2 separate regions of the Homo sapiens genome follow, and region 1 is linked to region 2. A link is an interaction called in ENCODE POLR2A ChIA-PET data of the cell type or tissue named here. Cell type or tissue: B cell. All regions are shown on one strand.

Evidence for each region. Peaks named below come from ENCODE experiments on the same cell type or tissue, not always from the same donor. Only the 100,000 strongest peaks of a DNase experiment are listed, where the experiment ranks them.
Region 1: POLR2A ChIA-PET joins it to region 2 with 5 read pairs; 9 of 35 experiments call an interaction of 5 or more read pairs at or near these places.

What each region holds. Positions count from the first base shown.
Region 1 is chr11:64,770,978-64,773,477 of GRCh38, reverse strand. SF1 (splicing factor 1) reads left to right here. Exons shown (of 13, transcript NM_004630.4): 3 at 1-48. Among named protein-coding and RNA genes, the nearest start is that of SF1, 6.3 kb to the left of the region's middle. RefSeq lists an enhancer at 653-742. In B cell, no CTCF peak of the experiment used is centred here; DNase peaks (open chromatin) are centred at 1,047 and 1,387; H3K4me3 peaks cover 1,880 bases; H3K27ac peaks cover 2,500 bases.
Region 2 is chr11:65,501,819-65,504,318 of GRCh38, reverse strand. It overlaps MALAT1 (metastasis associated lung adenocarcinoma transcript 1), which reads right to left. Exons shown (of 1, transcript NR_002819.5): 1 at 1-2,500. It also overlaps TALAM1. Among named protein-coding and RNA genes, the nearest start is that of MALAT1, 4.0 kb to the right of the region's middle. In B cell, no CTCF peak of the experiment used is centred here; DNase peaks (open chromatin) are centred at 47 and 1,155; H3K4me3 peaks cover 2,500 bases; H3K27ac peaks cover 2,500 bases.

The DNA.
Region 1 (2,500 bases), 730 kb after region 2:
TAAACTGCGCACAGGAGACCTGGGCATCCCCCCTAACCCTGAGGACAGGTTGGGAAACAGTTTTAACCAGCTGACAGTAACGCTTTTACCTTTTTCTCAATACGTTTTACTGGTGGCAACATATTGTGTCAGTTCAATAAAATCATAGTATGACGACTGTACCCTGACCACTTTGGGGATTAAGGTTTAATTAGAAATATGTATGGTCAGTCAACAGTTAGAAAATTGGAATAAAACTTAAAAATGTTGGGAGAATAAAAAGTTACAGGAAAATGGACAACTGGTTTCCAATTGGTAAGCATGTAGATCTTAACCTGATTTACCCACCCTTAGGGGACAGTGAGGTGGCCCGTTAACCTGCCTTTTCAGTACCTGCTTTGGCCAAAAGCCCAGGGCATAGAGTTTTTCTCACAGGTACACAGTGCAGGGACTAAAAATATTTTTGAGCATCACTGAACTTGAGCAAGCCAGGAGCTCTGGTCAGCTCATTGCTGCAGTCTTCCTGCTCATGGTTTTGAGATGGTTTCAAAATCAGATGAGATTTCTAACCAACTTCTTTCACTGCCAGTTAACTTTCAGCCTTGGCCATTGCCTTGGGGGTGTTGGGAGGGGCCAGAATATTCTCACCTATTTTGGGAAGGCATGCAACCAACCCTAAATTACTTTTTTTTTTTCCTTAAAGGGAGCGTGGGCCTCAAACAGCTGTGGTCATGTCATTTCAGTTTGCAGTTTCTCTCACCTCAGAAAAATAAATTGTGTGGGGGAGATGAACTTTTTTAAACTGGAATTTTATTAGCTGATTGAACAGCTAAAATTGGTCATTTAATTAGAAGGGCAGTAAGTCTCTCCCTCTCACTGAATTTTCTCTTAGTACATACAGAATAGTTGAAAAGACTTTGCTTTAAAAAGTAGTGTTTTTGGTTTTTGTTACCCAGTTAATAGCTTATTAAATCAGGAAGATGATGTAATGGCTTTAGAAGTCACTCACTCATGCATCTTTCTTCCGCCCTTTGCCAGGAAACATTAACTTCCTTGTTTCTCCATATTGACTCTTTAATTTGACTTACTACATTTGCTATATTTTACCTATAGATAGATTTTGGTTGTAGGGTTGTGTTGTGTTTCGTTTCTTTTTGAAGATTTTTTTTTTTTTTAAATTTACATTGTAGGTCATAGACCACAACTGTTTAGTGCCTTTTTGGCCTTTTTCCCTTTAATAATATGTCTACAGGTCACCAGTCAATTCCTCCAAAGGTTGAATTTTTAACAAACCTTCTTTGCTTCCTGGATAACTGGGATTAGAATTTAGTTGATCTAGCCGATGCCTGTTGGAGGTGAAGAAGTCGGGCCAGTCTAACCTCTAGAATACTAGCTTTTGCCTTTCACTTCTGCAATTTGGGAGGAGGTTAAACTGTTGTGAGGCCTTCACATGGCCAATTGGGTGCTGGTAAGACTTGTTTTTGTAACTAGCTAAGAATGCTTAATTCTAGACAGCTGTGGGGTGGGAATTAGAAATGTCAAGCATGTTAGAAATAAAACCAGAGCAGGGTTTTTCCTCCCTTCTATTCAGTTTTGAAAGAGGCCCTAATGCCTGATTGGTTTTGCTTTTGAGCCCAGGTTGGAGGGAAATGCATGGGTTTTCTTAATTAAGATAATTTCTTAAAAAGGTGTTATATCACTTAAGCCACTTTATTGTTATTTTGATGCTGCTTAACTTGCACAGTAAAAACATGTTTAAAACTTTTCTTGTAGACTTAAATGTATAAGATGGTAGTCTAATGAGCTGGGGTATGTTTGCTTTTGTTCACTCTTAATGGATTGTGCTAACAGTTTATACAAATGCTAGAAACGGAGGTGTCATTTAGCCGTCATTAGCCATGAACAAACCTGACCTTTTATTCCATCGTGTGTGTAACGTGGTGTGACATGGTTCCCTTTAGGCTGAAGACAGTGGGAGCAGCCGAGTTCAGTCCTTGCTCTCCAACTAGGCAAGGTTCTCTCAACTAAACCAAGGGTATAGGAGTCTTGATTACTTTCAGTATGTTTTTTTAATAACCTGATCCACATGGTCTCTTCCCTTCTTGCAGCTGCTACTAAATTTTCATTCAGAATATCAAGCTATGGTCCTTTTTGTAATCTTAACTCAAAATTCTAGGAGTGTAACCTCTCTTTTTTATTACCGCAAAATCCAGCTGTGGTAAACTGACCATTTTATCATTACATTTTTTTACTTGTAGCAACAGCATTTTACTCCTTAAAAAAATGAGAGAGAGAAAATCTGCTTTCTGGACTTGTAAACTCTGGTGGAGAATCATAGGTTTTCCCCTTGCTGTTTGCAGGTTCAGACCCTAGACAAGTATGACCAAATCTGCATTTGCAGCCTCTCGCAGAAGCTGCTTTAGCACTTTAACGTTTTTCTCTACCCAGACTCCCCAACCTCGAACAGCCAGAAAACAGGTTGTCTCCTGGGCCTTGGACACAGCCAGCCAGGCCATTGAAG
Region 2 (2,500 bases):
AAAAAAAAAAGCTACAACAAGTAAGCCCCACCCCCTCCTCCCATCCCTCCAAATTCCAGGAAAAAAATTTTGAGTATGCTGATAAACTCACTGCAAGGTCTCATACACTCACTAGAACAGAAGGAAGAGCCAAGCACTCATATGCAATTCAAAATCCTGAATGGCTTCATGAAGGATGAAATGCCTCTGCAAAGGAAAATTCTTTAAAACCCCACAGGCACCCCCTCCCTTCCCTATATAAGGTCAATAGTGTAAAACATTGCCTACCACTCTAAGATTGTAAGCATTTAAAGTTAACATGCAAACTTTGGAAATGTGAAAAAGTATTACTCTAATCACTGTCAATTTATAGACCCCTGACTTTCTGGAAATAAAATGTGTAATTACCTTTTACTCTGATCATAATCTCCCACCTGTCTAAGAGGTTATTTATTCCTTATTTAGAGGGCCTCTATTGCCATGTGCCTGGAATTATTATATGCTCATCACTTTATGAAGAATAAAATTTGTCTTTCCTGCCTTAAAGTTACATTCGTTCTTCCGCTCAAATCCTGATCTGGTCCATTAAAGAGTGTTCGCAGACAAAGTTTCTGAAAGATTAGAGAAGAATCCCCCCCAAGATTGCCCCAACACTGAACTACAGACAAACACTATTTTATTTAAATAAGGAGACAGCTTTCTAAAAGTATACATTCTCTAATAAAAATAGTTTATTATTTTGAATGATTTAATGGTTTTCTACACAATTTACATCACAACATGTAAATTTTAGCAGTAACATCTGATTCTAACAGCACATCATGCTATTCCTTTCATAGAGCCTTCAGAGATTCAATGCTAAACAAATTTCCTTAGTTGGCATCAAGGCACTGATCACTTTAGAGGCTTTTAAGAAATTATTTAAAGATGCAAATGCCTCTGAGTGAAGTGTACTATCCCATCACTGAAGCCCACAGGAACAAGTCCTACAATTTTAAAAAGGCTCGATGGAAAAATTTCTCAATCCTGAAATCCCCTAGGGAAGGGGTCAGGAGAAAGTGCCATGGTTGATATTTAAGAACTCCACAGCTCTTAAAAATAAGCACTTATCCCTAACATGCAATACTGCAGATGCAAGTTAAACTTATCTGTTAACAGCTGCCTGCTGTTTTCTGCTCCCAGATGAAATGAAGCAACTCTTCTGATAACGAAGAGATACCTGTCTGAGGCAAACGAAACATTGGCACACAGCACAGCCTCCTCAATCCACTTGATCCCAACTCATCTCTCATTTATTTCGGCTTCTTTTATTCCAGGATTAATGTAGTGTAACATTTTCATTTCTTTTCGCTTTTATTCTGCTTTTGTAAAAGCAGTATTTTGAGATGGACATTGCCTCTTCATTGTATTTCTCATCAATTCATTATTTTTGTGGTTATAGCTTGACAAGCAATTAACTTTAAAATGGTAGATTCCGTAACTTTAAATTGGTAGCTTTCATTTGCTTAAAATTTTTTGGCATATGCAGATAATGTTCTCATCAGTAGTAAGAATCTCAGGGTTATGCTTATTCCCCAATGGAGGTATGACATATAATCTTTTCTGCCTTTACTTATCAATTCACCAAGGAGCTGTTTTCTCTGCATCTAGGCCATCATACTGCCAGGCTGGTTATGACTCAGAAGATGTTATCTGAAAAAAGTCTATAGAAAAAAAAAAAGTTTCCCCTCCCTCATCAACAAAAGCCCACCCTCTAAGAGACATTCAAGCTGAACTATCACAATTCTTAATCAGTTACAATTTACAAACAGATAAGTTTAAAATAAACAATTTACAAAATTTTTGAAGCATACCTTAACATCTTGTTTTGCAGTTAAACAATGGAAAAGTATTTCTCCTACACTAAAAAAAAACTTGCTTACACACAACTGAAAATAGAATCTTACTTGATAATACAAAAGCTACCATCAGAAGAAATCCCTTCAGGATCATTAAGCCACTTCCTTTGCTCTGCAGTTTCTATAGTAGTTTTAAATTATTATTAAATCACCTGAAAAAAATTCCAAAAGAGAACCACACACTACCATATCCAAACAACTTTTGCATTTCCCATAATTGTAGTTAATGTCAGCCCAGTAGGCCAGACCAACCCCCAGTTCAATACTTTCCTTCCCCAAAAGCTCTATACTTTGAAGGAAAACAGATACAGTATCAAATTATGACACTTTCCTTGCCCAAATTAATGCACTGGTACACCCAGTGGCTCATATTTAACTTCCCCCAGCTTCCCAATTCAAACTGGGGGGAAAAAAACTAAATCATTGGGAGTTACTTGCCAACTTGGAAGTTGATATTTCTTTACTTTTTCCATTCTAAGACTTTAAGTTCTCTGGCATGAGTTTATCTGCAATCATAAACTAAACAATTACCTAAACCCACCCCACCAATCCCAACCGTAACAGGCCACTGCCAACTAATTGCCAATATTTGCCCCTCCCCTTTAATAAAACTTTTAAGAAGT